Linked DNA regions of Homo sapiens: all the other regions are linked to region 1. A link is an interaction called in ENCODE POLR2A ChIA-PET data of the cell type or tissue named here. Cell type or tissue: GM12878. All regions are shown on one strand. Links, peaks and the distances in the headings refer to the core of each region. The heading gives the core; the rest is flanking DNA. Region 1 overlaps BCL2 (BCL2 apoptosis regulator). Region 2 overlaps BCL2 (BCL2 apoptosis regulator). Region 3 overlaps BCL2 (BCL2 apoptosis regulator).

Region 1 (9,854 bases), core at 4,855-9,854:
TGGGAAAGAAAACTACATTCAAAGGAAACTTGTGCAATGGCTGTCATTTTTTTCCCTGAGCCACAAGCTGTTACAAAGCAGGAGAGCTCATTTTCTCACAGATACGGACAAGCTCAAGAATCCCACTGTCACTGGATGTATTCATTAAGAAGGAATCTGGCAGCAGCACAGGGGACAGATACTTTGGAGAACAGGCCAATTATCTGGGTGTCCTTTATAATTTGAAGTTTCTGAATTCACTCATAGATAAGCTGCTTGAAGAGGGCCTGGCAATGGGAACATAATGCACAGATGGCCACTGAAGAAACAAGAGGGAGGAAGGGAGGCTGGAAGAGAGAAGAGAATTTGCTTGTGGTTTCATTCATGGGGACAAATCTACAAGCTGACACATTCATCTTTTTAAAAAGCCCCTGGAGAAGTATGGTCAAGCTTCACTACAAGTAAACAAATCAAAATCTTTCTCAAACAGATGACAACTGATGAGCAACAATGCTTTGAGTTTGCTTCATGCTAACGGATGAGGGTTCTCAAAATACAAATTCCATCAGTTGTTAAAACCACAGATAGGCTGTGATGCTGGCTTGAACCAGAATAGAGAACTCAGCCAAAAGCTGCCAGGCCAATGGTTTTATGTAAGACATCCCAGGTGGTCTTCTTGTTGAGCAGTGTCTTTAGAAATGGAATCTTAGGTTCTGTCGCCTCTGGGAATGCCGCACTGTACTGACTTCCACCTTCAATTGGCTGCTTATTTTTATGGGAGAAGAACGAGGGGATCATTTATCCTTGTGACTTTTGTGCTGCAGTTCTTTTTATATTTGAGCTACAACACTGATCAGAGTTAAAATCCACCTTGCTCCCACTGTGAGAACCTTGGGCCAGCCCTGCTTTCTATAATGATGGGGTGATGAATAATCTCAGCCTTCAAAACCTTTTCAGTCTGGGTTAGGCTTGAGATGTGAAACAAAAGGAATGAGAGCAACTAGGCATATGTACATACACTGTGTGTCTACAACCTTCGTATAAACAGATAGAATGTGACAACCAGCAGGCTGGTATCTATATTAGCATTAAGGACCAATAAATGTCAAATGTTTAATATAGAGCAAAATCTAGATTTCTCTTCAGGAATAAATGATATACTTTTTCAATTCAATGAAAAGGATGAAATCAAAACACTTAATAGGTATTTTTCTTCTTTCATTTCTATTAAATATTAATGAACCTGTAGGATGGGACATTTCAGACACACACACACACACACACAAACACACACTATAATAAAAGAAGTAGGAGAAAATTAGCTGCTTAGGATGAATTGCTCAGAATGCCCTAACATAATCATTTTATTCATTCATTCAATAAACAGTCATTGTGTGTGCCTATTACCTACTATGCTTGGTGCCAGGTTGAATTTAATAGAAGAAATATTTTATTAATAAGGAAGTCTCAATGAGAAAGGACACCTTGATTTTGTAAGACCTAGAGTCACACATAGAGGATACTATTAGGATATTTGGAACAATACTAATTTGACTCAAGTTGAAGTACTCATTAAGTTGGCAAACTGGTAGTGGGAAGCCAAGCTTTGAACAGCAAAGCTGCAGGTTAACCACCTTAACCCAATCCATGCAAGTCTACAGATTACCTTTGGGAAAAGGTGGGGTGCAAACAACAGTCGCAAACTAAGACAGCATCAGCAGTAGCATTTAGGACCACTTAGGGCAATGAAAGAAGGCAAAAGAGAAACCTACATGATTCGAGGGGAAAGACATATTATGGTTCAACCTCAATTTTTCTCTTGAGATCCAGATCCTTATGTCTAAGGCTTACTGGGCATTTCCACTTGGATATCCTACTGGAATGTCCAAAATGAAATTCATCACATGTACGCCACAAAGCAGTAACTGTTGTTATCTTTCCTTTCCCTCTGGAAGACAGTATCATTTTTTGAGGCAGCCAGGATGGCACTTGAGTCCTGATTCTTTCCCTCCCTCATTCCTCACATTCGACCTGCTGTCAGTCCTTTGATTCTACACGTGCAGTGTGCCCACATCTGTCCTGTCCTTTCTGTTCCAGGTGCTTCAGACCTCATACCTGGTCTCCCCCGTCCAGGCTCAGTCACTGTCAATCTTCCTCCCACGCACACATCCTGCCTTGTCTGAGAACCTTTGCAACATCCTTTCAACATCCCTGGTACAGTTAAACGCAGCCATCCTTCAGTAACCTCAGGGGATTGGCTCTAGGAACCCCCAGTGGATACCAAAATCTGAAGATGCTCAAGTCCCTGATATTAAATGAGTAGTACTTGCATATGCACATCCTCCTATATACTTTATTTTATTTATTTGTTTGTTTATTTATTTATTTTTTGAGACAGAGTCTCGCTCTGTCCCCTAGGCTGGAGTGCAGTGACACGATCTCGGCTCACTGCAACCTCCGCCTCCTGGGTTCAAGCAATTCTCCTGCCTCAGCCTCCCGAGTAGCTGGGATTACAGGCGCCCACCACCACACCTGGCTAATTTTTCTATTTTTAGTAGAGAAAGGGTTTCACCATGTTGGCCAGGCTGGACTTGAACTCCTGACTTCAAGTGATCCACCCACCTTGAGCTCCCACAGTGCTGGGATTACAGGCCTAAGCCACTGTGCCTGCCCTACCCCATATATTTTTGATCCAAAGTTGGTTGAATCCATGGATGTGGAACCCAAAGATAGGGAGGGCTGTCTATACAAGTTTCACAACTTAGTATGCAGTGGTAAGTTCTCAAAACTATGGATTTATCTCAGGAGAGTTCTCCATGCCCCAGTCAAATCAGACTCTCCACAATTCCCCAAACACACCTCCCGCATTCATGCCTGCTTTGACGCCTCCAGTTTCCACTACCTGAAAGACCCTCTCCCCGTATCGCCTGCCTGTTCTCTAAAACTTGTCTCAACATTATCTCCGGCATGAAACTCTTCAGATACCACTGTAGCTGGGTTGGGCCTCTCTGTCTACTACACATTGTCCAGGATTACAGTGATTTGTATCCTTGTCTTGGTCTCCTACTGATTGGTAAGTTCCTTGAAGGCAAAAGTTATCTTAGACATTTTTTCGCTTAACTAAAACACCTAGCATAGAGCTTTGCATGGTGTAGGGCCTCAATAAATGTTTTTTTCAATGAAACAAGTTAGTGTGCATGTTTTCCTAAATAACCAGATTCTAAAACCCCTCTCCATGACCATCACTACCCCGGTTCCTGGGAACCCAGGGTTAAGTTTTGTGGACAATTGCTCATTTCCCTCAATTAGGACTTCTTCAAATCATTTTCTTCTTATACTATCACTTTAATGTTTAGTAAGTGGCTTTGTCTCCCTGTTCTTATAATTTTGTTATAAAATACCTCAAAACCTCTCTGTGTGTCTTCAGTGTGTGTGTTTTTAAAGATGCTGGCAGGAATCCATAAAGGATATGGCTAGGAGATAGCCCTGAAATTTTACATCCAGAAATGCCAATGCTGCCATCCTTTATGGACTCGCTTTTTTTTTTTCAAGAAGATAAATCAATATTTAAAGCTGATGATATAATTTGTACTTAATTTTATTCCTATTTTAATTGTAAATCAGATATCAATATATCTGAGATATAGCATTGAACTAAGAAGACTAAGTTTATGTGTCTCATGTTCTTTTAGAAAATTCTAATGCAGCTGAGAGGAATATTTGGCTGCAATTCAATTTCAGAGTTAATATAGAGATATAGCATTCATCATGTTGTAAAGCAGAAAAAATATCATCCTGGTTATCTGCTAAGGAGAGCTGGAAAAAGTCAAGAAGAGACAGCCTGCAACACTGATCCTTTGTTTGGTGCTTCAAGTATTAAAATTGGTAAACTCACCATACTCTGTTGCAGCTTAACTGTCTTTTCGACAGTTAAAAATAAGGAAATATGGTAACTGGATCTGTCACAAGAAAAGATGTATTGGTCTCAATGGAGAAAACCTCCCCTGAAAAATTAAAGCTTCACTTGACACAGTGGGTTCTCGGGTTGTTTTTGGGAGACATGATAATGAGCAGAGTGGAGTCAGTCATCAGTTTCTGACTCATTACATGGAAGCCCCAGAGAGCTGATTATTAACTAAAAATGGAATACGCTTCTATCCCTGAAGTTGTGAAGGCAAAACAAGAAGCAGAATGGAAACACAAATTTCCCCATTGACGCATGTGGCCCAAACGCGATGCTCAAGGGCAGGTGTCTTCCACAGTTAACCTGCTCATGGAATGTGGTTGATCGCCCCAGAAAATCACCCAAGTCACTCTCAGTATATTGCTACAAATGGCCATACCAGTATGTCAGGGAGATTCCCTTTCTCACATGTTTAAAAGGGCGTTTGGGGAAGTAGTCCTTACCCTAAGCTATTTTAGTTTAGTTAGTCAAACATTTATTGAAGTCTCAGGTATAACCCCACTATAATCTTGCACTAGAGGAATCAAAGTAAGTACAAATTTTGCCAGCAGATACTATCTTTTCTCTGCACAGGTTAAAGTTTATAATCACTAGAGGAAAAGGATAGTGTCTGGTCACAGAATTTTGACCTGCCCAGCTGCCTGCAGCAAGTTTGGGGTGAGGGTTATCCTCTCACTTTGATTAGACTCCCCACTTCTGCTCCCTTTTGCTAGTATCTAAGCGCATTACGGTTTTCTTCAGGTAAATCCTACCCATCACTAATTGGAAGTTAACAAGGAGCTACACCTGAGAGGTCCCTCACCGGTGGAATGATAAGGCAGGTAGGGGATGGTCACAGGGGTGGTGGCACCTATGAGAAAGTCCCATGGCTTGGAAGAGAGAGGAATAATCATTCAATCCTTATTCACACTGAAGGACAGATGGGTGTATCTTTTGTCTGGCAAATGGAGGGCAGAGAAATAGTGCTATAGCATATACAGAATTGGGCATATATAAGAACAACAAGTGACAATCTATAAAAATATGTTTTTAAGTGAAAACAGCTTTGTTGGCATTTTGAAAGTTTTACAGTCTCCATTTAAACGAACAGACCACAAGCCCAAAAAAGTCCGAAGGCAAATGCCAGTGTTACAATGGACTGTGAATTTCTGTAACTAGCATCGTAGAAGTGTCTTGATAAATAGAACAGTAATATAACCTCAAACCAAAACAAAACAGAAGCTTTTTTTTCCCCTGCTCAAAGGAAGAGCCCCCGCTCTGGTTCAAAACCTACTTGTATTTTTTGGCATACAAGAGTTATTTAAGAAAGATAGTTCTTCAAATTACCCTGTTCCAGTCAGTCTAATCGGAGCCTTGATTGTCTTTTACTTAAAAAGAATTAATGAAATGCTTTAGAAATTGTAGACTGGTGTTTATTAAGTCTTCTTAGTATGCATAAATAGTGCTTAGTGGGTTAATATTTAACAAGGGAACTCCCCCTGCCTTTCAGTTCTCTTAAGCATATGTCTACGTTACACAGTATTTTTTAAAGTATCTACATTTTGGCCCTGTTTAAATTAGGCCTAATGCACACATGAACAGCCATATGGTCAGAAATAACGTTCTTAGACCAAGGCTGAAGTACATGCAAAATAACTTATAGTTATTTGCTTTTTTCCTCTAAGTCTCTGAGTCTAGGATCATGCTTATCAGGCTGTATGATAACTACGAGTTTATTAAGATGCCTGCAACACTAGCCTGTGAGTTTATCCAGGGCAGAAGCAAAGCTCTCCTTGCCGTGCCTCCAACCTAACCCAAGGCAGGACTCATGTAAGACTGGCAATCACATCTGTGGAATAACTGTCAGTCCTTGGATGATTTTCATCATTAATCCTGCTTAGACATCAAACATTAAGGTTGATTAAGCCAAACCAAGAGGGATGAAAGAGAAAATTCACAGTGGAGTAAATTCACTGAGTGGTCTCCTACATGTGGTTGACAGAAAGGATGACCAGATTGACAAGTTACTGTTATACCTGAATAAGGTGATATTAGATTACCTTAAAAAGGTTGAACAGAACCTTTGAATCTCAAATACAATATATCTCTGGGGGAAAAAGAAAACGTTCTACTTGTACACTACAAAGACAGTGTTGTTTTCTAGCACAAATGCACTTCTGCTGAGATACTGCTTTGCTAAACTACTGCTAAGACACAATGAGTGACCTTAGAAAAGGGTGCGGAGGTATGTTGGGTGGGAAGAACCACTGTTAACATGCAGCACCCACACACTCGCTCATGAGTGGGCGTATCATCCCTCCAAATAGCGCAATAGGACTGGGAACAGAGATAAGAAAAAACAACAAGAATTTTGCTTGCCTTTTTTTTATTTTTAATTTATGGCTTTCTGTTACCTGGTATGCTGTGTGGCCTGATGACATTTAAGTAATCTGAAATGTACCAGTTCAATCAAAGATTGCTAAAAAGGGCAATCCATTCTTATTAGAAAGTACAGCTGAAAGTAACAGAATGCGCAAAAGAAAGCCATGTTTTCAATGGACGTTAAATAGCAACAAAACAGAAAAGAGAATTCAGTTAACTATAAAATTTTATGAATGTCCAGAAACAATCACACCACAGCACATGACTGAAAACTCTATGAGAAATAGTGTGTTTTTCTCTACTACATAAATTATTGAAAGGGGTCATGTGATTCTTGTAGGCAGAAAGATGCACTTTCCCAAGGAAAGTTCATCATGAAATATATTATTTAAGACTAGATCATCTTCAAGCTATTTTTAATCCTATCGTCTTGCTGCCAAAATTGGCCATAAGCAGCCAATCCTCAGACACTAGAAAAATGATGCTCTTTCATGTAATTTGTACACTGGCATGAGAATGGTATTGCTTTCCAGTTAATCAAATGTTTTGCTGGATGTGGACTGCCTTGAGAAAGGAAAAACTGCTTGCTGACTAATGAAAAGGCAGCTGAACTCTACCGGGTGTGGAGAAGTTCCTGTCTTCCTAAACCACCAACACCAAAAAACCAAAAAATAAGTCGGATTACCATCTTGTCAACAGAATAAAGCCAATCTCCTACAATCTCTTGTCTGAATCATCTCATTCTTCTAGTGGCTCCTATCTCACTCTCTCCTAAGACATGAAGCTGAATGTCGTCACAGTTCCCAGTTTAGAGGGTCACTCTCCATCACCTGCCCAAAACTCAATCCCTTGCCTGCAAGAGTCCCTTTGTCTTAAAGAAGCTGCAAGGTCACTAAAGTCATTTACAGAATTTAAACTGTGTTATGAGGGGATAAAATAATAACTAACAGAGCTATTAAAAGAGCTAATTCTCTTGCCTTTAATTGAAGAAAAGCTATCTTACTTTTTAATGGGACCAGTGATGCCAATATAAACTATATAACTACTACGAAAAATATTCATGAGAAGACTGGGCTTATAGTTGATCTACCTGCTTGCTATCTCTCCTTCATCCAATTTATGTCTTCCTAAAGTCAGATCACAATAGTGGACACCTGGGAAATACTCGGTATTCCAAGTAACACTATAGATCTTTAAGGCCACTGGAAGGGGACAATGCAGAATCCATCCCAGGTAGCAACTCTTCCTAAAAGATGCCACCAGGAACCAAGGATGGTAGCCAGCATCGCTAACTTTAACGTGCACACAAACCACATATTCTGACTCAGTAGCTCTGGGGTGGGAGCTGAGCTTTAGCATCTCTACAAAGCTCCGGGGGATGCATGTGCTACTGTCTATAAGCCACACTGAGCAGCAAGGTATCCACATTTTCTAGAATTGCTTCTCTCTCACTGCTTCCTCTGTCCTGCCTCTCTCTGGATGCCACACAATGCCTTATTCAGACCTAGGAATAAATCCACACTCCACTCTACAGCCAATTACTTCTTTAGTCTTTATTTAATTTGTAGTCTTCTGGGACAATCTATCAGAGGCTGATCATTCCAAGGACCTGATTTATCCATGTTATGGAACACAAAAGTCAAACAGATTTCCTCAGCCTCACAAGGTTCCAATTTTCTACGAGCAGCAGCAAAGAAAAAGAAATGACTTGCAGTCTAAAGCCTGGAGTATTCAGTGTAGTATTCAGGAGATGGGCTAATCCACGGAGCCCTGGGGACAGTGCAGATTATTGTCACATGCCAAGAAAATATGCTAGCTCTCTTCTGAAGCTTTACCATTAAGACTACCTTACACTATAAAATACAACATATTATTAGAGATGTAACCCCAATTGGTGTAAATGTGAAGAAAATCTGTCTGTATGCCAAATGCCTAAAATGACTTTTAGATTAATAATGCACATTTGAAATGATAGGCAAATCATTCATCATTCTCAAACACTACCACTTTTATTCCAAAGTGTCCTATGAGTGCATTTCCTGGTATATATATATATTTTTTCTCTAAATTCCTTTGTTTTCCTATATAGTCACCATCTATGCATTGTTCTGAAAGCTATTACATATTTTACCATCAACCATCTGTGCTTCTACATGATTTATTTTTACTAGAAGCAGTTTTGTCAAAAAATTTTTATCATGTTCTATGGTATGTCATTGTGGTTTGGCATCATAAAATGTAGCCTCTACATTTATCAACCTCAGATACCTGTTGACCACAAAGATAGGTCTACTATGAAAACTCTGTTTCACAAAAAGAAAAAAGTGAGCCTTTACTTAAAAAGAAACTTCAGTTACATGAGAGGGTAACACACTGAAATTCAGCAACAAATATCAAGGTTGTATCTTAATTTCTGTCATAAACATGTGTCTCTGTTTCCCACATTTTTATTAACTTATTTGATAGACAGATACCAGTTACCACCTTGGATTTATTTCAAGTAGAAAGAAAATTTGTAAGTGTGAATTTTTCACAAAAATGTGAAATAGTAAAACTATTAAATCAGTTTTACTTTGGTTTAAAAGGATCCTTTGGGAATCTGGAAGTCCCAACCCCTTTAGTTATAGTGATTAAAAATCAAACCACCTACTTAACCAAATATTTAACAAAAATATTCTTTTCACCCTTTAGCAAATTCTTCCAGAATTACTAAAGATCTGATAATGTGAGATCTCAACAAACAAACAATTCAAGAAGAGGATTTAAATTTTAGAAATTTAAATTGGGGCATTTTAGTTAATCTTACTTTTAAACACCAAACAGTGGCATCAATATTTTGTCAACTTTGGTCAAATAAGATCAGATGTTCACATCAATCATCTACTTTTCTTGGCCTTTTCTCTATTTGGCCTCCTAGTATGAGCACACTTTGTAAAATGTAATAAAAACATGTGGTGTGCTTCTTGACATCTAATCCACTTGCAGTAATTTCTAGGCTTTTTGCTCCTGTTAGGTCCTATAAAATAATGACATTAGTCATTCTCCCAAGAGGCTATAAAAGGAAGCACTGAATTGCATCCTGTTTTTCAAAGATAACTCTTCAGATTAAAACAAAAAGTGTAAAAAAAAAAAAAACTTCACACAAGAATTACTTTTTCATAAATTCATCATTTTAGATATGAGATATAGATCTCCATTACAATCCTTGACTCTTAGGAACTAAACCCCCTCCAACAAAGAATCTCAGAAAAGTACAATTGTATGGTATAATGATGAAAGCTCTATCTAGCACAGTACGAGAAAAAGATCATCTCACAAATGTTCTTCAAAGCCACAGGTATCAATCACTTCAACTAAAGTAAGGGTAAGATAATCCACAGCTAAGAATCAATTCTTCTACACTTTACATAGATACCTAGATGCAAATTTTTTTCAGCCGACCACAAAATTAGGTCCACTCTGAGTGGTGAAAAACAAAAGATTCTAACATTCTAGCAAACTGGTAAACCATACACAAATTATAGAATACAAAGAATGCAGCCGATGCAAA
Region 2 (10,512 bases), core at 474-5,473, 150 kb before region 1:
AGCGTACCTTCGCCTCCACTAAGACATCAACATTAACTCTGTTTTCTTAATTTCACACGAACATCACTGCGTCTGGAGTCTATGTTTTATTTTTCCTGTTAGGCAAAAGCAATTTTTCCCAAGTAAAAGTTCTGAAACGGATTTCTTTTAGAAGCAGAGATAACTGGGAATTTTCTCAAAACTAGTACAAGTATGAATGTTTCTCCTTTTACTTTCCATTTTTACAAATGCATTTAGGGCCAAATGCACTGGCTAATTTTGATAGAATGTAACAGAGACAGGAGAAGCAGTCCATCTCAGTGAGTGAGTGGACATTTATTAGGCATTCACTTTTCACAGGCCTGGGATATTAGGTATTGCGGGGGTGTTGTATTCAGGAAATAGAAGTCAAAATCCAATTGAGTAGGGAAATGAGCCAAACAGAAATGGACACAAAGACACCAAAAACACCTACAAAAACACAGATGAATGTGCAGAATCAGCTGGAGTTTCTATGAGCTGAGCTGAATCTGCTCACCTTGCAAAGATTTCCCCGCACAGTGGGGACTGCCCACGCGTACGCATTTCTTAGTTTCTGCTGGCCAACTCGAATCGTTTTCAGCGGGGTCATTTACATCGTGTCCACTTTTTCTGGTTTCCAAACTCAACCCACTTTATTATCTTAAGAGTTTTCATTCTCAGTATCATTTACATACAACAAAATGAATATATCATGTGTACAGTTTTATGAATATTGACAAAGGCATACATCCCTTTAACTCACTCCCCTATCAAGATATGCAGCATTTCCATCCTCCCAGAAAGAGCCCTTGGAGCCACTTTGTTTTTAAATTATTTGCATCTGAATATTTTTGAGTGGAGATTATCAAAGCCAAATGTGTGGGAAGAAAGCCTAATCATTAATCATCTACTACAAATACAGGTAGTAAAGGTTTTGAAGATGGTGCGTGAGCCTGCACAGACAAGTCTGCGGGATTGGGTCCTGTTATGAAATGCCAAAGGGGCTTTTTAGCGACAGGCACGTGGGCCCCTCTCAGCCGCCCTGTCGGCACTCAGATACGCAACTAAGACCGAGTGGGTTTCTTTTCTGGTTTTGTTCTTTAGGCATCAGAGTTTACATGTTTAGAAAGAGGGAAGTTGAGGCTGAATAGTCACATCCACCATATTCTCATAGGGGCAAATGTTCTCTGATTAGGAGGGCTCAACCACAGTGCAGAGTCCCCTCTTCCAAAATTCTGTTTCAACACCGAGAGGAGTTCACATGACCAGGCAAATTAGAGATTTTCTTAGCATTTCCTGTTTCCCAGATTTCAGAGGAGCCCTTCAGGGAATGTCTGGCCCAGGGTAGCACATTCAGGATGAGGGAAAAATGGTTATTTTTAGGTCCCTCCAACCATCACATTCCTCCCTGTCTCCACTTGGGCACTCTGTTGTTCTAGTGACCTGTCAAAGGGATGGGGGCGGGGCTGCGAGAAAAAAGCCACATCGCTTCCTTTGGGGTGGGGGTAAGGGTACCCCTGCTCCAGGGGTCCTAAACTGCTCACTAGCCCTTCTGCTGGAGAGGGACCAGAGGTGGAAGACCTGCCAGAGTGAGTGCCAGGCAGCTCTAGACTTCTGGGTATTCATTTCTCATAAAAGGTTGCAGTATTTCCTGGACACCTGAATTCTATGTCTTCACGGCAAAAACAATTCAAAATGTCCCAAAACATTATGCAGGAAGGAGTTTTTAATTTTTTTTAAATCACTTTTCCAAAATGGTACCCTGAGGTGATCCTGTCTTCAATCTCCCAGCAATGAAAACAATGTGGTTGAAAAGTTGACAGCTTTCAACCCTTGAAAAGGTCACCTCCCTGCCTCACACCCTCTCGTAAGTATTAAGAGCATAACGGATATTTTGAGTCACATGTATTGTTCTTTGTTCATTTGCATTTGGTGAAATCCCCCCCTTGGACCAATTTAGTAAGCAGTGCCTTGGGCTTCCTTGGTGATTGTTCTCTTGTCTTCTGTATATTTTTTCCTGTGAAAAAAATTTAGACTCAGCCAGTGAAATGAAGTTGCAGCCTCTGTCACTGATGCTTTCTTTTTGCTCAGATGATCTTTCCATCTCGCTTGGGACAGAATTCCTTCTTCTTTGCAACGAATGAAGACCTTCGAGGCTCAGCTGAGGCCCTTGTACTCCAAGACTTTCTGAAAGCTCCCTCGCCCCTCCCCATCTGACCTTCTGTTGGACTGACATACTTCTCCATATTTCAGCCTCAGATGGCTTGGTGTTCACCACTAGACTGTGTTACTGAAAGTTAATCAAGGGTCCTAGGGCCATTTACAAAGTGGGACTGTAAGAGAAAGTCTAGCTAGATGGAAATGTATCCTAAATACCCCCAAGTCCCAGCACAGGGGTTCCCATCAACAAAAAGCCTCACCTCCAAATACATTGCTGAGGACGCAGGGCCCCGTCTTCCCACCTGACGCACTACACACCACGTCAGCTGTCACAGGAGGTCTGAGTGCTTTATGAAGCTGCCTGCTTTCTCTCTTACCTCCATGTGTAAGCCAACCACTCTGGCTTTCAGAAACATATTTCTTTCTCTATGAGTAATTTAAAAGTGACTCATCCTCAGCCTCACCAGCCGGTCCATGTGACCTGCAGTGCTGGTTGAGTGTTATCTATAGATGTGTAAACCAAAGCAGTTCTTAGAACACAGATTCCCCCTCCCACGTGCTGTTGATTTCCCTTTGCTACACAGGGAGGGAACGATGTCAGACATGAGCAGCCAGGGACTGCCCGCTCCGCACTCAAATCTGGAATGTGTCCATTAGAGGAAACAAAGGCCATCACCCAGTGACAGAAAAGAAGAGACAGGCAAAAGGCCTAATATATTTATTTTAGTATTAGCAGACCATCAAGAAGCTCTGAGAAAACTCCACAAAAATTGAAGACGATGATGACCCATATAAACAAAAAACTGCTCAAAGTTCTTTTTCTGAGCCAGTAGAAATTTAGACCTCATGAAACAGAGATGACACCCACACCCACCCCAACCAAAACCCCACCAACACGTCTTCATTGCTCAATCAGAAACACATTCCTGGGATCTGCTGTGGTTTGTCTTGGGAACTCACATATATGAACATGTTTTTATTTCTTCAACTTGCCTTTATTCCACCATCACCAAAGAATGGTGTCAGGCCCAGCTCGGGGACACTACTGGTGCAGGCAGGCACGCGGGTGACACAGCTGGCCAGCATTCTAGATCGTGTTTCTTACCTCTTTCTCACTTCCTATTTTCTATTAAACCAAATCTGAACTCATTTGCCTGCTTTGTGAAGACCTTCATAATCCAGCTACTGTCGCCTGATTTTCTAGCACCATCTATGCTCTTGGCACAATTAATCCTTGGCTACCACTAGGGCAGCATCCTCACTGCTCCTCCAAGGAAGACACCAGAGCCTTCATTTCCATGCCTTCACCCTCCCAAACCCCCAAACTCTGCCCTCCTTCCTTCTTTCCTTCCCTCCTTCCTTCCTTCTTTCCATCCCTCCTTCCTTCCCTCCTTCCTTCCTTTAAATTGAGAAACTTTTGCTCTGTCACTCAGGCTGGAGTGCAGTCGCAATTATAGCTCACTGCAGCCTTGAATTCCCAGGATCAAGTGATCCTCTTGCCTCAACCTCCTGAGTAGCTGGGACTATAGGCATGTGCCACTATGTCTGGCTAGTTTTTGTAGAGATGGGGTCTGGCTATGTTGCCAAGGTTGGTCTTGAACTCCTCGGTTCAAGTCATTGGTCCACCTCGGCCTCCCAAAGTGCTGGGATTACAGGTGTGAGTCACCATGGCTGGCCACCCTTCCTTACCACTGTCTGTATCTTTACCTTCTGGGAGCACTCTTACCTTCATCACCCAAATCTTAACCCATTCTTCCAGCTCAGCTCATCCCACCTGAAAATCTCCTTACCTTCCTCACCTGACCATTCAAGCTGTCACTAATGTCTACATCTCCTAAACTTCTCCAATAGTTCATCACATCTGCTCTTCAGTTTTGTTTTGCTACCTAATATATCACTTCTTATATTTTCCAATATTGTTTGATTGCAAGTTCTTTTGGGAGGGGTATCACATATTTCACTCCTATTGGCCCCACAGTGCCTAGCCCTATAACAGCAGATGAAGCAACCTTTAGATTGAAACAAATATTATTTTAATATTGCCAAAAAGGTGTAATAAGCAAGGTCTTACTAAACTTTTGGCCAGCTGTTAAATTTGATTGCATGTTGCCTGAAAGAGAAACTTTACTTTTTATCCTAGTAGGAAGTTATGTGGAGAGGAATAATGTATTGGATATTCAGTAAAATGAAAAAAAACACACAACAATAGTCATTTATATAGCACTGTGTACAAGCACTGATCTAAGCACTTAACAAATATCCATTCATCTTAAACTTCATAGTGACTTTAAAAAGTAGGCACTATTATATTCCCCACTTCACACATGAGGAGATCAAAGTATTGGAGGGAAGTTGTCCAAAGTCACATAGTGGCTAAGCTAGACTCAAACTCTGGCAATCTGGCAATCAGACTCTTCAGAGTCTGTGCTCTTAGTGGCTGTGCTATATTCCTGTTAATAGGTGTGTGCTTTTATATGGCCTTTTTCATTGAAGCAAAGAGGAGCTTATCTTCTGTATGGATACCATGTTACAGTTATGTGTACTAAATCCATCATGAGTCAAGTCCAGTGTAAAGAAAACTGATGGTGAGATGTCATCTTCCAGGGAAGCTTCAGAAAGAAGTATGGTGGTGGTATGGGAGCTGAACAAATAGAGTTTTCTTTGAAATGAATGGAGTAAAATCTTCCAGTCCGCCCTCAGGACCCTGTGATATGGTACCACCCTTCCATGCTCTGTAGAAATAAGAGATTTGAACCTCTGGGCAATCTTTAGGTAGGCTTGCTCCAGAAAAATATTACTACATACCCAAGAGAATCTTCCCAAATCCTACTTTCTCAACATAAACTCAATACAACTCAAATCACAGCTGCCATTAGATTTGCTTACAAATTTTAAATATGATCTGGCAGCCCCAGACATGGTATGCCTGAGAACTCCAGATTAGGTACAAGAAGAAAACCTCATCCTGGTGGTCAAATCACGGCAGGAAGTGATGCCACTGACAATTATTCCTGTATTAGCAGTTGCTTAAGTACCATGAGGCTTTTAGGGGGAAAGACTGGGAGGCAGTGGTTGGAAATGAAGCCCATTATTAATGTAGTCAAGCTCTTCAGCTGGATTCAATAAAATAAAAAGCCCTGCCCAGACCAGTGTCTGTAGTAGAAGATGCTAAAGAGCTGTTTTTCAAAAATCTGGCTTTATTGAATCCAGGCTTTATACACAGCATTCCTTCTTCCTGAATGGCTGAAAAATCATTCCATGCATTTGAAACCACTGGAGGAGAAATGAACTTAAGCCATGGCAAGAAAGCACAGTTAGATTTAAGGCGTGAACGTCAGCGTTCAAGGTAATGGAAACCTTGGTAGCCCTGTAGATAGATTTTCAAGAGAGACTGTGAAATCCTCAAGTCAATTAATAGAAGAATATTTTTCACAATAGCAAAGACTTGGAACCAACCCAAATGTCCAACAATGATAGACTGGATTAAGAAAATGTGAATGCTAGATGACGAGTTAGTTGGTGCAGCGCACCAGCATGGCACATGTATACATATGTAACTAACCTGCACATTGTGCACATGTACCCTAAAACTTAAAGTATAATAATAAATAAATAAATAAATAAAAATAGAAGAATATTTTTATTAATTCAATTCAGGTTCAAAATTATTATTGGGCGCCTACCATGTGCCAGCCCCCATGTGGTGCCCTGCAAGGCTCTAAGGATACCAAGATGAATAAACACAACCACTGCTCAGGAGGAATTTACAACCCAAGGGAGGAAACAGGAGCTCAGGGCTGACAACCATGGAGGGAAGTGTCTTGGTTTGGATGAACCTCATTGGGTGTGACTCTGTTGGTCTCTGTCCCTCTCTCTGGGTTTGCTGCTGTCACTTTTCATGGCTCTGGCTCTGTCTTCATTGTTCTCTGACTGCCTTGTCTCCATCTTCCAGGCCCCTAGCTGCAGACCTCCCTGGCTTGGGGAGCCGCAGGCATCTTCTGTGTTTATCCCTCCAACCACATCCCTGGCCAATGGCTGCTTCTGCTTCCATACCCTGCTCAGCAGGCTCATCCACACTCATCAGGAATCCTGGAGAGACCTCTCCTATCCCAAACCTCTCTCAGGCTAAATGGCTACACAACCGGAAAAGGAGCCGTGGAGAAACTGACTCCTTGGGGGTGAAGGCCTCGGGCCTAGGTGTTTTACAGTCACCTGTGCAACAAACATTTACAAAGGGATGCAAAGGGCCCAGACACTGGCGGGAGACAAAAAGAGATTGAGCAAGACTCTGTCCTCAAGGACCTTAGGATCTAGAGAAGGCTTGCAGGGGAGGGGGGTGGAATCTAAGCCCGAGGGGATGTCCGAATAACAAACAAGCTATATGACAATGTTGAAAACAGAGTTCACTCCCAGGTTGGGTCTAATTGAGCCAGACAGTCATTGTCAAAAATCACATGCCCCAAATGGGCAGAGTTCGTTTGCTGGATCGCTTTAAAGCTGTGCCGTCTGCCTTGAAGCAAGTCCACTGTCATTTTGTTAAACAAGGGTCCTTCATCCAATACTGGTTATGGCCAGGGTTGCAGACCCACAGGACACAAAGCCTGGCCCTCAGTATGAGGACCAGCTGCTGGCTGGCTTCCTCGGAGGGGGACTGTGGGCTTGGGGGGCACTCACGGCTTTATAGACTGCCCAGTCCCATGCCCCAGAGAGAGGTGGTTGGCAGGAAGAAATGTGACACCAGGAAGTGCTAAGGAGAAAGACAAGGCAGCTCCCAGAGTGGGGAGAAGGATCCGCTGTGGAGGAGGAGAAACTTGGCCAACCTTGGAATGGGCCTTGGAAGACGAGAGGATTTGGACTGGGGGATGTAAGGCGAGGAGTCAAGCCAGCTCCAGGACCCTGGACGGGGCAGGGACGGCGTCCCTGGACCCTGGACAGCACGCATATCCTGACTGGGGAACGAGGTACCTGCAGAAGCCACACTGTCACTGGCTGGGAGGACACCCTGCAGTTGACTGCGCCAGCTCTCACTGGCCAAGCCCATACGATATCATGATCAGATCATGGAAAACGTATACATATTAACAGGGAACCCTGGTGAAATACATTTTTTGGAAATTATTTAGGAGACAAACAGTATAATAATGAACTGGTGTCCCTTAGAACAGTGTTAAACAGGAGTGAGCATTAACACACCCCTCCAACACTGGGCAGATGCTATCACTGTATTGACTTGGAGTATGACAGCTTACCGACGGGATATGAGGTATCACATAGGTTAAGTTTGGTTAGTAAAACATTAATGATTGCAGCATTAGAAATGATGCATTCCTGACAAGGGACACTATCGTCTTATACAGGTTTCTTTATCATATTGGTTGACTGATGTACTTCCCTCCCCTCCTTCTTTCCTTTTGTCTTTCCTTCCATGGAGCACTGACCAGGTGCTAGGCACTGGGCTAGATGCTGAGACTACACGGCAGAATGAGATGTAATCCCTGCTTTATGGTCGCATGCTCCAGCCAGGGAGACCAACAGCTAACAAATTCTAATGTTGCAACATGAGAAGGTGCTGGAGTAGAGGGATGTGGGAAAGGTGATGGGAGCACGAAGGAAGGTGGCTTCTGTTTTGAATGGGTTTTAAGAGGCCTCCTTTGGTGTATAATTCTATAATAAATATGTCTCATTGCTAGGGGGTTGGCTGTCTCTTACAGTCACCTATTTCCTGTCTTTCTCGCCTTCCTTCATTCATCTATCTACCTCCCTTTCTCTTTCATCTATCTATTCATCTATCATGAATATCATCTATTCATTTATCTACTTCTTTTTCTCTTTCTCTCCATCCAACATCCATCATCCATCCATCTAGCCTTCTAGGACATTTTAAATACATAACTTTTCTCTCTAAGTCAGATTTCTCTTCTTGCTATAGGAAAAGCCTAGCTACCAAGGATCATTTTGCTAAAGTGAAGGCTGACAAAGGAGATTTAGAATTCCTTCTTTGGGCACATTTAAAAATAAAATAGGACTGGGGCCAGGTGTGATGGCTCATGACTATCATCCTAGTGCTTTGGGAGGCCGAGGCAGGAGGATCACTTGAGCCTAAGAGTTTGAAACCAGCCTGGGCAACATAGCAAGACCTCCATCTCTACAAAAAAAATTAAGAATTAGCCGGATGTTGGCTGGGCGTGGTGGCTCCTGTCTGTAATCCCAGCATATGGGGAGGCCAAGGCGGGTGGATCATAAGGTCAAGAGATCAAGACTATCCTGGCCAACATGGTGAAACCCTGTCTCTACTAAAAATACAAAAATTAGCTGGGTGTGATGGTGCATGCCTGTGGTCCCACCTACTCAGGAGGCTGAGGTAGGAGAATCATTTAAACCCGGGAGGCAGAGGTTGCAGTGAGCAGAGATCACACCACTGCACTCCAGCCTGGGTGACAGAGTGAGACTCCGTCTCAAAAAAAAAAAAAAATAAATAAAGGAATTAGCAGGACTGAGGCAGGAGGATCACTTGAGCCCGGGAGTTTGTGGCTGCAGTGACCTATGATCATGCCACTGCACTCCAGGCTGGACAAGAGAGTGGGGCCCTTTCTCTAAACAACAACAACAACATGATTGTTGCCATCTGGCTGGAATGGGCAGGTGGTTCTGCCTAAAGGCAGAGGGGCCTATTGGAGAATGTGTCAAGAGTGCCCATGCCTCCTTGTTCCATCCATTGCCAATGTACCAAGGATCATTTTGCCAAAGTGAAGTCTGACAAAGGAGGTTTAGAATTCCTTCCCTGGGCACATTTAAAAACAGGACTGGGGTCAGGTGTGATGGCTCATGGGCAGGAGGATCACTTGAGCCCATGAGCTTGAGACCAGCCTGGGCAACATAGCAAGACCTCCATGTCTACAAAACAATTAAAAATGTCCTAAGTCCCCTTGGACCACCAGCAGCTGCCACCTGTCAACACTGGAACTGATCGCCCAGGCCAAATGTTGAGGTGGGGACTGAGGCCCTGGAGGATGCACATCCATAGTCTCTGAGGTCATTCTTTGCTGGCTGCAGTTCTAACACGGACTGATGACTCTGCATGGAGAGTCACAGGAGGCTTATCGTCATCCATAGCTGACGTCCACAGCCAGACATCCACGAGATGCTCAAACTCAGAATGCTATGTGGCTAGCATTTTCCAATGCCTAAAGCTTCTGATCTGTTTCCAACTGGGGGGAAATGTGGACTGCTCCGTTTATTGGTATGTCTGGCCTCTGTCGCCTAAATTTCCAAAGATTCCCTCATCTTCTGTGAAGTATAAAGTCCTCCTGGAATGCCAGGGCTTTTTAGGCGGTCTGCATGTTGTAGGAAGAGAAAAGGTGACCTGAGGGTGGGATCTAGAAACATTGCACTTTCCCTATTGGAATCCAAAGTGGGGAGCCATTCTCAACAACTAACTAGCAACAACCCAAGTCCTCAGGATTGAACACGCTCAGCGGTCATCTGTCTTTATCTTGGGGTCTTAACTGTATTTGATGAAAGCTGCTTATTGGCCTAACAGCATTGAATAAACAGGCAAAATTCCCAGCCTCTGGCTGACTCTCCTGAAGTATCTCCAGCCTTGATTCTGAGAATCTAACATGGGCTTCCCAGCACTACAGGCACAGGCAGGCACCTGATCATCCCTGGTGACACTTATTTCCTAATCGATTCCATGGAGGGCTTCTTTTGGGCGGTCAGAAACAACAGGCCCTTGTTTTCTAAGTTAAATGCAGACAGAATAGTTTTTCCCCTTCGTGTTTTTCTTTCTTTCTTTCTTTCTTTCTTTCTTTCTTTCTTTCTTTCTTTCTTTCTTTCTTTCTTCCTTCCTTCCTTCTTTCCTTTCCTTCCTTTCTTTCTTTCTTTCTTTCTTTCTTTCTTTCTCTTTCTTTCTTTCTTTCTTTTTCTTTCTTTCTTTTTCTTTCTCTCTCTCTCTCTCTCTTTCTTTTTCTTTCTTTCCTTTCTCCCTCTCTCTCCCTCCCTGTCTCCCTCCCTCCCTCCCTCCCTCCTCTCTTTCTTTTCTCTTCTCTTCTCTTTTTTTTCTTCCTTCCTTTTCAATGGAGTCTCGCTCTGTCACCCAGGCTGGAGTGCAGTGGCATGATCTTGGCTCACTGCAACCTCCACCTCCTGGGTTCAAGCAATTCTCCTGCTCTAGTCACCCGAGTAGCTGGGACTACAGTGTGTGTGACACCATGCCCAGCTAATTTTTGTATTTTTAGTAGAGAAGGGGGTTTCACCATGTTGGCCAGGCTGGTCTTGATCTCTTGACCTCATGATCCACCCGCCTCGGCCTCCCAAAGTGCTGGGATTACAGGTGTGAGCCACCGTGCCCAG
Region 3 (10,512 bases), core at 5,162-10,161, 160 kb before region 1:
CTCAAGATTACAGTGTTATTCCCTTTGGATGCCCCCAGGAGATATTTCTTGTATCTCCTAGAATACCCTCTTGAACCAAAAGTTTCCACATTTAAGTCTTTTCTCAGAATGTTTCATTCTCCATGCCCGACCCCTCCCTGCTTGGAAAATGCAGAGAAAATCCATCAGTCATTTTTGGGTTATCAGACTGTGACAAATTTGTTTTTCAAGCTTCAGAAGATTGTTGAACTGCGCTTCCCCGCTCCCCCCCATTTCAGATAACTCAAAACTGGTTTGGATCCGTGACATCAACCTTGGCATGTATGAAGAACGAGGAATGAGGACTTTGCCTTGTTTGGAACCAAAAGAGAAGAATATCCATTTTCTCTCTCTCTCTCTTTTCCATTTTTATTAAGTCAGTATTTTTTCCTTTTAGCCAGATGATGTATACTTTTAACATTCCAGGAAAAAAGTGTCAGTGATATGCGAGTCATAATAAAAGAAAATCAAAAGAAATGCAATTACAAGGGACAGGGAACTGTATCATTTTTAATATAAAATGCCCAGATGAAAATCTAATTTAAAAAATTACCAGCACCATATAAATGAGAAAAGAATATAAGAAAACATTTGTTATTTTAAAAATTAGCTTAATCCTTAATCTTTCTGGCTCTTGGACTTTCAACTTTATTTTTAAAGGCCAAAAATGGTCTTTCGGTGCTGGATCAGGAGTAAACCTCTCAATGATGCAATGAGATACTGTGAAGTGGCAACGAATTTCCCTGGCCTCTGGCCTGCTGCCTGGAATGTAGTAGGAAAAAAAAAAAAAGTTGTTAAATAAAAACAGTGAACAAACAGGATGAAATAATAACCTTCTCATTCTCCTTATTATAGAGGTATCTATTACAAACAAAAACAAATATTCACATGGCACGCTGTTGTTGAGAAAGTGCTTCCATATAGATCATCTAGTGTGGTCCTCCCAACAAGCCACAGATAAGTTATTACTGCTGTCACCCCTCTTTTAGAGATGACCAAGAATACGTAACTTTTCCAAGGACACCTAGTTAATCAATTATGAAACCAGAACTCAAACCCAGAATTCTGACATAAAATATCCTGCCTTTCCACTCAATCACGCGGCCTCCCTAAATGTAGCTATGACTCCCAGCTAAACGGGCCTGCCCAGAGCCACGAAGTCATAAGTGTGCATGGAGCAGCGACGTGCTTATGCTGACACCTCTGTCTCTTTGATAACGTTTACATTATGAGAAAAGAATCAAGCTCATTTATGTCAGCAGTCCACAACCTTTTTGGCACCAGGGACGTGTTTTGTGGAGGACAATTTTTCCACGAATGGGGTGGGGGATCATTTCAGGATGAAACTGTTCCAACACAGATCATCAGGCATTCGGTTCCCATAAGGAGCACACAACCTAGATCCCTTGTGGGCACAGTTCACAATAGGGTTTGCACTCCTAGGAAAACCTAATGTCGCCACTGATCTGACAGGAGCCGGAGCTCAGGCAGTGATGCTCGCCAGCTGCTCACCTCCTGCTGTGCGGCCCTGTTCCTAACAGGCCACAGACCCATACCGGTCCCGGGCTATATGTATAAGTTGCAACTGTTGGCTGGTGCCAGACGACTTTCGCTTGTTCTGTCTCTGTTTCTCTTCTAGCCCAGGGAGATGTCATTCTGTTACCCTCAACCCATGTGAGGGGAAGCTGGAACTATTCACGTATTTACAGGGAGAGTCCGAATAATCATGCAGTAACCCAGCCTTCCTTTCAAACTCTTTGCTTGATGTAATCGCCAATTTTCATTTCAGGCCTGAAAAATAACACTGTTATGACAGTGACCGGCAGATGATTAACAGTGAAGAAGAGAGGAGATGTCACTAATAATATTGATTTTTAACCCTTTCTCTAGTTTTTGTTTGGAACAAACACAGTGCTTAATTATATGGCTCTCTACAGAAAGGGTTCTCCTGACATGAGGCATTTATTTATTTATTTATTTATTTATTTATTTATTTATTTATTTATTTTGAGACAGCGTCTCCCTCTGTCAGTTACCCAGGCTGGAGTGCAGTGGTGCGATCTCGGCTCACTGCAGCCTCTGCCTCCCAGGTTCAAGCAATTCTCCTGCCTCAGTCTTCCCGAATGGCTGGGATTACAGGCACCCACCGCCATGCCTGGCTAATTTTTGTAGTTTTTTTGTAGAATTGGGGTTTCACCATGTTGGCCAGGCTGGCCTGAAACTCCTGACCTCAAGTGATCCTCCTGACTCAGCCTCCCATAGTGCTGGGATTACAGGCGTGAGCCACCGCGCCCAGCCTGACATGAGGCTTTTAGGTACAGAAAGAGAAGTTTCCTTTGTCCAGATGCAATTTTCCCCTATTTTGCTTGGGTCAGCCTGAAAACGAAAGAAAGAGAGTGACCTGGTGGCAAGATGGCTAAGGTTTCTCTCTTCTTCAGCAACACCCAGCTGAAGAGTGGACACCAGTGAATGCACTCTGCTCCTATCTTCAATACTGTGGGCCCAGGAGGGCTGAAAGAAAAGCAGAAAAATCACTTTCCTGCCCAACGGGCATTGTGATGGTTTTTTTTCTTTTATTGCTAACGTACGTCTTCTCTTGTTTTTCTTTCCCTCTGCGTCTGAGGTTGCCATTCCCCACTTTCTCTCCGCATTTTCTTGGCTCCCTCCAGTTTTCTCTGGAGTGACTTTTCCCTTTCTCTGTGAAACCATCACTTCTATGTATTTTCCGTGTCCCATGAACATGCCACAAGTTCTAGAATTAGACTCTGCTCAGCCTTCCCGTGAGCTGTTTTAGTCTGATATTCCAGCAGTCTCCAGGTAGGAAAAAAGAAGTCGATTTAAATATGAATTCCTATAAGGCTGAAGCTAAGCTAACACATTCTGGAGACCTTGTGGCAGAAAAATGTCCAGAAATATTGGACTATAACATAAGATTTGATGCTTAAGAATGAGTTATCAGGTTTGGGGGTGAGAAGGGGTATTAGGTCTCCAACCTCCACTGGGCTACTCCTGTCATATTTTTCCTAGCAAGACAGGCAACACTCCTCAAAGGTTACTAAGCTGCGCCTCCACCAAGAAGGAAAATGGGACTCCTTTCACCTTGAGCTCTCTTTGTACCTTCAGCAAATGACTTCTGAAGTCATCTTGATCTCCTCTTCTATAATGCAATCAGGGGCATTCCCTGCTTCTCTGTCATCTCTCTAATTACTGAAAGAAATTTTCCCCCTTCTTGTGTTTTTTTCTATAATTAGCCTCATAGATTGGTCAAATTCGTCTGTCCAGATTTCCCCCCAAAATTCCCTTCTCCACACTGACTGCGGTGACCCTAAGCTACTTTTTTGCCTATGGCCGGGCTACCTCCCCTAACACCAATCTACCCTGCAACTGACTAACATCTAACCCAGCAGAAATTACTGGGCATCTGTAACATGACTGGCATGATCAAAACCCTGGGGTGGATTCAAGAGAAAAATGCAACTACTCCTTTCCTTCTATGAGGTCAGGAGCAAGCAATACAAGCAAGAATGTCCTGGTGGCAGAAGGGGTGGCCATGACGGTTCAGAGAAGGGCGAGTTCACTCAGGCAAGGGGGGCGATAATAGATGGGGGGCGATAACAGATGAGGGGCTGGGGGCGAGGGGAGGGGACAGCATAGGCTACAGGGGGAGGATAAATGTGTGCATAGGGAATGCTAATGGCTTGGCCCGACTTTGTGGGTTTCAAAACAAAATCTCATGGAAAAGATAATTTAAATGAAAATCGGAGCTTATTAATTTTCTGTAGGCCCAGCCCAATTTCTCATAGTTCTCAGTCATGTTGGTACATGCTAGTTTCCGTGGCAGCCTAAGATAAAGCTCTTAATGCGATGTGAGTCCCTTAGAGATTAGCACTATTATAAATATAAATGCTCAAACACAAGCAAGTTGAAACCAAATGCCCCCCAAACACTGGCTTTCTGTTATATGAAGGTTTCCAGTGGTGCACTGAACCCTTGGATAAATGAGCTAGAAAACAGAGAGTTAAATGGGCTCATTGGCTAAATCTCATGGCCGGGCTCCTTCATGGGAGGGAAGAAGGAAACTTAGTAGCTGCTCCTTACCTATTTAATCTATAGCAGTTGGCAGGACAGTTTTGGAGGACAATCAGAGAAATGCCCTCAGAACTTCGAGTAGGGGATTGAGCAGGGCATCCAAGACCCTGATCAAAACAGAGGGTCTTTACTCAAAGCCAACCTGCAAAACACCTTCTTGTTCTCACTGCTTTGTATGACTTCCAAGAGACTCACTAACAACTAGTCATAAATAGACATCAAGGAGTTTGTTTATCTAACTAAGAGAAAACAATGTTTGAGTTCTTTAGAAACATGCATTTGACACCACACCAATGTGCTGCTCTGGGAGCAGAATCGGAGCCTGCTTCCTTGGGGCTGGTGTTTTGATGTGGTCATTATTTGCTCAGCAGAGCCTCTACTTGGCAACACCTCGTTTGCCCAATTCTAGGTATTTGAAATTTTAAAAACATATCTCTTTTAAGAAAATTCTAAAATGAAAGAGTTTTTTTAAAAATTAATTCGTAAATACCTTCCCCAAAGTTATTCTAAAATGCCTGAGACTTTAAAGAACCATATCTAAGTCAAGTCTGGTGAGGGCAAACAGACATGACAATGACCAAATCTATTCTTTAATTTTCTAACATTTGTGTACAAAGCCAAACAATCAACATACATACAGAGTGCTACTCCTAAATCTTCTTGCTACTAAAAAATAAAGGGCCAACCAAGTATTCCCAGGAGGCAAAACAATAGCTTATCATGTGCTTGTCCTCAGTGCCTACTAGAGCCTCCTTTTCTCCTGGAAGACATAATGACTTGGGCTGGGTGAAATTGTACACCACCTATGAGAGCAGGATGCTGGGTTGATCAGGTGATAATGCTTCACCATATCTTCAATTTTTGTATTTTCCACCTATTTGATAATGGGTCCTTCAGCGGAGACTACAAGACGTGAGTATACCCACATAACTTCAGCTCAGATTTCTGACGGCGTCCAACTTGCTTGCACGAATATCCACTGCCTGCCCACTCTCTCTCATCTGAGAAAACTATTTGACTCAGCTTTTGCCTCTGCCTCCCACTTTTCACCCTCTCCAGAATGCTCACAGCTCACCCATGCTAGTAGCATTGGAGAGGAAAGAGCACACACATTAGAGTCAGACAGATCTGTGCTTGAACCTCAACTCTGCAAATTACTAGATTCGTCAATGAGTTGAATGAGTTATCAGTTCTCCTCTCGTTCTCTGCAATGCTTAAATCTAACTCATGTTAGATGAGTTATTTAACCTCCCTGAGCCTAAATTTATGAATTCATAAAACAGAGAAAAATAAAAGGCTGTAGTTGTCGAGTGGTCAGGAGGATGAAATGACTTCTGTGAAGTGCCTGGCAGCAAAGGCACTAAAATTCAGTCATGACTCCCTCTCATTCCTCTCTCATTTTTGCATTGAACTGTCAGAGATGGCAATTTTCCTTTCCTAGGTACCTTCTTTATTTACAAGTAGCTTACAGAAAATGCATATATGAAAGGAGTTGTGTGAAACTTTTGAAGCCAGTTAAGCTCTTTTTGCAGAGTCCGTAATTTTTAATTTTAGGATCTTATTTTCTAACATCTTTAGTCAAGGTAAGTTCTTAAAGAAAAAATTCAAATGAAGCTCAATACCTGTATATTATCAGCTAGGGGCCTGGAAGTAGAGTTCTGGAGTTAGCAGAAGTGATTTCTTGAAATCGTCAGGGCAGAGCGGCCAGCCAAATCCTGAGACTCATCAAGGCAGGATTTCCTACCCAACAGCAAGAACATCGGACCTTGTACTAAGCCATGAGGTCCCCACCTGGAATGGTCCATTCAGAATTCTCTACACAGACCTGGCCACTCCAAAAAGCCAGTGGTGAGTCCAGAGGAGGGCAGCTGAAATGGGACAAACTAGGCTTCTAGAAGACAATGATGACTCTGGGAAGGGCAGGCCTGAATGTGGATTTTGGGACATTCATGAAGTCTTCATAGTACAGAAAGGATTAAGCTATAACCCTATTGTGAAGCCTTTAGGCTCATGACTCTTGAATCTCTTTTGAACCTCAAACCCTAGTTTGCGACCAAACAGATCTGCATATCCATCAGGTACATCAAACCCAACACAGCACAAAGGGAACTGATTACACCTTCCCAAAATCTGCCTCTAAGGGTCTAATCAGCCCCCTTGACAGCCCTCAGCCTATATCCTAGCAGAAAAACCGGGGTGATCCTCAACTCCTCCCTCTTCTTTTCCTATGGACACACCATCACTGTCATCTCCACCTTACAGAAGTCTCTTAGGATGTCTCCTCTTTCTGGTCTTACAGAAGCCACTTCTGTTCACCCCACTGCATGGCTTACCTAGACAGTGGCAAGAAGCTCCCAACCGATCTTCCCTCATCTTGCCCCATTCAGCTTCCCTCTGGAGTATTCCCAGGGTGTCTGCTAGACCCACAAAGCAGTTGCGTCCCTCTCTCTTATCCAAATGCCCTGAGTGGCTCCTGTTATCCACAGGGCGAGCTGGCCCTGACCCACGCTTCCAGACTCCCCTCTCCCCACACCCACTGCTTGCCTTGAACTCCATGTGATTACTGGCAGCATCAGCTGCAGCCTCGTTCCTCTACAGATCCTGGCTCACATGCATCCTCAGGCTGGGATGCCACTCTGCCTTTTGCACACCTCTCCACACTCAGCTCAAATACCACCTCCTCTGTGAAGCCTTTCTTGACCAAGCCCCCACCTCCCCATCATGCCCTTTTCTTATTCTGCCCCCTCAAGGCTCACCAGTGAACTCACTGCCACCTGTCTCTCTCCTCCTTGGGGGCACTGGCTACATTTTCTTCATCTTGGTTTTCCCAGGTTCTGATAGTGCCTGGCACCTTGTAAAAGCTGTGTGCATGTTTGCAGAATGAATGAGTAAACACATGGAAATTAAAACTATTTAAACAGGTCCATAAAGATTGTGTTATGCTCAAGGAAGATGGATTCATTACACATCTCAAAAGAACCTCAGGACCTTCTGGGACTGGAATGGCAACACCGTGTGGGGTAAGGAGCCTAGAACGTTCAGTTATGTTCTCAAGTCGTCACAGCTTCACCTTACCCAAGATATCTAACATCTCTGAGCCTCAACTTATTCATCTATAAGAATAAGAGGACGCTACAACATCAACCACAAAGGCTGGGGTGAGAACGACACGGGCTCATGATGCCAAACGTCTGGTGGAGGTCGGCACAGGGCGGGCAGAGGTGGCAAATGGCAGTGTCCTTTGTCCCCAATCAACAGAACTGAGCTGAACATGAGACTCTGAGAAAGGCTCGGGACAGCAGGGCCACAGCACGTCTCCTGGCCTCCAGGGACAGTCAACTTGAGGAGGCGACAAATCTCATTTGCAAAGGTGAGAAACTGTACAGCAAGTCAACAGTATCGGATGAGTCACGAGACAGGACGTGATTGATGTCGGGTGGGCGTGGAATGTGCTGTGCATTGCGTGGGGAGGGCCCTTAGTGGGGGTGAGCTTGGTGGGAAAAGGAGGGTCTCGGAGGGTCCAGCTGCTGGGGTGGAGGCCACAGGGGCCCAGGAGTGCAGGGTGGGCGCGGTAAAGAGACTGCCGTTGTTGCCTTTAGGCTGTTCTGCTGCTCTCTGCTTCCCCCTGTTGGCTTGGGAGGGAAGAGTAGGGCTGTTGGCTGAGACGGACGTTAGAGCGAGCAGGTGAGAAGAGGCTGGGAGGAACCGGCAATGCAGCGACCAGGAGCAGGTGGTGGAGCGGGGAAGAGAGAGGGAGGGCTGCTTGGCCAGATGCCAGGCACTCTGCCAATTGCAGGCCCTGCAGATCTTGCCCCGAGCTCAGGGTCACCTTGAACCCTCTCCTTTCTTTCTCCAGAGTGCTTGTCGCACCCTCTCCCTTCCTGGGGCCCTCACTCATGTTCTCCTTGGAGGTTAGAGGCCCATCCTCCCTCTCCCAGGACCCTTCCCCGCCTCCCCAGCCAGTGTGGGCCATTGGTGTGACCAAGGTGAGGGGCACTTGGTGTTCTTGGGACTCTTGTTCTTTTTCTTGCTTGAGGGCATTTCTCAAGTAAGACCAGAGATCATTTTAGCCCTGAGTGTCCCAGTTAATATTCATGAGGCTTGCTGAGAAGCCAAAAAAAAAAAAAAAAAAAGGCTTGGACGGCATCAGACGGGCTGGCAGGGGAGGGGGGTGTTCAAAGAGGAGAAGAAAGCAAGAGCCAACATAGAGTCTTGCCCAGCAATAGCATGGAAGGGAGTGGCAGCCCATTGTCCCTCAGGAAAATAAACTGCAAATAACTTTTCCCGTTTGTGTCAATCTAGTGCTTTCAACTTACAAACTATTAGTAGGCTTTAGAACTTAGATCAATTGACATTCTGGGTCAGGTAATTCTTTGTTGTGGGGAGGACGGGCTGCCCTGTGCACTGGAGGATGTTTAGCAGCTTCTCTGGCCTCTGCCCACGACATGCCAGCGGAAACCCTTGTCTAGTGTGAAAACCCGAAATGTCTCCAGGCCGTGCCAAATGTCCCCTGGAAGGCAAAGTCATCCCCATGGAGAACCACTGCCTTAGATTATTGTTAGGTGCTACCCAAATGCCCAACACCTGTACTGGCCCCTCCAGTCTCACCCTCATCTGAGCACTGCAAGAACGTCCCACCCTGGCGTCCACCTCCCCCGTCCACCTGATGTTTACGTAAACAGAAACAGAAGCTTCTTTCAGAAGCCAAGGAATCTCCTCCCAAGTCCAGACGTTGTGGGTTGGGGGTGGGGGTGCAGGAATGCCTCTAACTCTGCTCAGTAACTGCAACCCCATGGACTTCATAATGGCCAAGGGGACTCCACACCCAAAGCCCTCATTCCCCAATTTCCTGGGCAGCCAGGGATCCAGGTAGAAACGCTTGCCCAGGAGGCGTCTCTCTGGTGGAGGAGTAAACCTTGGAGAATTTGCCCTCCGTTTTCTTCCCTCGCTTTCTTCTCCATTTTCTCTCCCAGGAGCTAGCTGGTGAGTAGCTACCGCAGCTACTCATGTGAACATGAATCTGGGGCCACCCTTTTTCAAATTTCAACAGCAAGTCCTGGAACTAAACAAGAAAGCCTTTGCACAAATAAACAATTAAGTTAATTGTGGGTCTGACAAATATTTTGTTTTCCCGAGGAATTAAGTATGCATCTGGGGTTAGGCTTCTGGGCTGAGCCTCTTGTGTAAAAAACCAGAAGGCAAGAAACTGAAGGAATATGGTCAAAGTCCCTTATTTTAAAATCAAGGACACTGAGTCCCGGAGAGGTGAACTGCCTGTCAGCACGGAAAACAGGACCAGACATAATCATGGTACCTTGTTCCAAGTGAAGTTACCTAATGCTCCCTTCCCATCCAAACAAGGATTTGGGATATGCCGCCCAGGAGGGTGGTCCCAAAGGGGATCCTCAGAGGATGCATCACTAAGTATTTCTGTACCCCAGGAGGTGGCTTATTTCATGGAAACCCTTCACCTGGGGCTGTTCATAGAACCATGCACGCGGCAGTTGAAAAGGGGCACCTACGCCTTGCTCTGTGACATTGTTTTCAGTGAAAATTAGCGTTCGCTGTTTTCAGCGTTAACCTTAAACTCCAGCTGGCTTTATCTCCTCTCACTTATTATAATTGTAACGCAGTGCACTGTGTAAAGGTCACACCTGTGTTTATACGCCATATGCCATCAAAATACCATGAAGAGAACACTATGTGGTCTCTATCAGAAGATCAAAAGAGAAGGGGTGAGAAGCAGACCTTCCTCCTAATTCAGGGCCCTTCAGTCCTTCCCAAACACTGAAATAGGCCCATGTGCACCACTGCTCCCGCAGGAGTTTATGTCTAGGCCAAGTACGTGCTGTTTATTGACAGAGAAACAAATACCGCTCAGCACCTGTCCGGTTTCAGAGTGATGAGGGAGTTTCCAATCTGGATCTGAGAAAACTTTTACACTGTACCCAAACATTCTTTTTCTTTTCTTTTCTTCTTTTTTTTTTCTGAAGCCAAAATTAGAACAAAAACAAACATATACAGAGTTCGGCGTAGCAGGAAAAAGAAACTCAGCTCAAGACATTTCATAAGAAAAGCTCCAAGTCCATCTATACTCACCTGGCCTGGAACCCTGGGATTCATTTGATTGAGGAGGGTCACAAGCTGTACCCCAGAGGCTCGGGAGGCACCACTCGGTAGGAAGACCCTCCTGGTTTCTCAAGCTGGAGGAGCAGACTGAAAGGATGTTTGGGGAGTGAGGAAGTAATAGGGGAGTGGATGCAGAAGGTATTTTGTTGTCTAACCTAGTGGTTCCTTGAGGCGTATTAATGAGTAATATTCATGCACCTTCTCCTTCTGCCAAGGCAGAAATAACCTGGTACTTTTTACCTGGTGGCCGAGTGACCTGGCCCTACCAGGGACTTC

What was found. Peaks named below come from ENCODE experiments on the same cell type or tissue, not always from the same donor. Only the 100,000 strongest peaks of a DNase experiment are listed, where the experiment ranks them.
Region 2: POLR2A ChIA-PET joins it to region 1 with 37 read pairs; 12 of 35 experiments call an interaction of 5 or more read pairs at or near these places.
Region 3: POLR2A ChIA-PET joins it to region 1 with 26 read pairs; 11 of 35 experiments call an interaction of 5 or more read pairs at or near these places.

The regions. Positions count from the first base shown.
Region 1 is chr18:63,307,511-63,317,364 of GRCh38, forward strand. All of the region lies in intron 2 of BCL2 (BCL2 apoptosis regulator), which reads right to left. Among named protein-coding and RNA genes, the nearest start is that of BCL2, 7.3 kb to the right of the region's middle. RefSeq lists enhancers at 4,068-4,277, 9,541-9,590. In GM12878, for the core only: no CTCF peak of the experiment used is centred there; no DNase peak of the experiment used is centred there; H3K4me3 peaks cover 5,000 bases; H3K27ac peaks cover 5,000 bases.
Region 2 is chr18:63,159,309-63,169,820 of GRCh38, forward strand. The region is part of intron 2 of BCL2 (BCL2 apoptosis regulator); the gene reads right to left. Among named protein-coding and RNA genes, the nearest start is that of BCL2, 160 kb to the right of the region's middle. RefSeq lists enhancers at 1,523-1,642, 2,053-2,292, 2,383-2,672, 2,873-2,922. In GM12878, for the core only: no CTCF peak of the experiment used is centred there; DNase peaks (open chromatin) are centred at 613, 1,913, 2,563, 3,253 and 1 weaker place; H3K4me3 peaks cover 2,508 bases; H3K27ac peaks cover 4,591 bases.
Region 3 is chr18:63,147,867-63,158,378 of GRCh38, forward strand. All of the region lies in intron 2 of BCL2 (BCL2 apoptosis regulator), which reads right to left. Among named protein-coding and RNA genes, the nearest start is that of BCL2, 170 kb to the right of the region's middle. RefSeq lists enhancers at 3,168-3,337, 7,219-7,368, 10,060-10,109. In GM12878, for the core only: no CTCF peak of the experiment used is centred there; DNase peaks (open chromatin) are centred at 5,203, 7,505, 7,635 and 10,005; H3K4me3 peaks cover 3,815 bases; H3K27ac peaks cover 5,000 bases.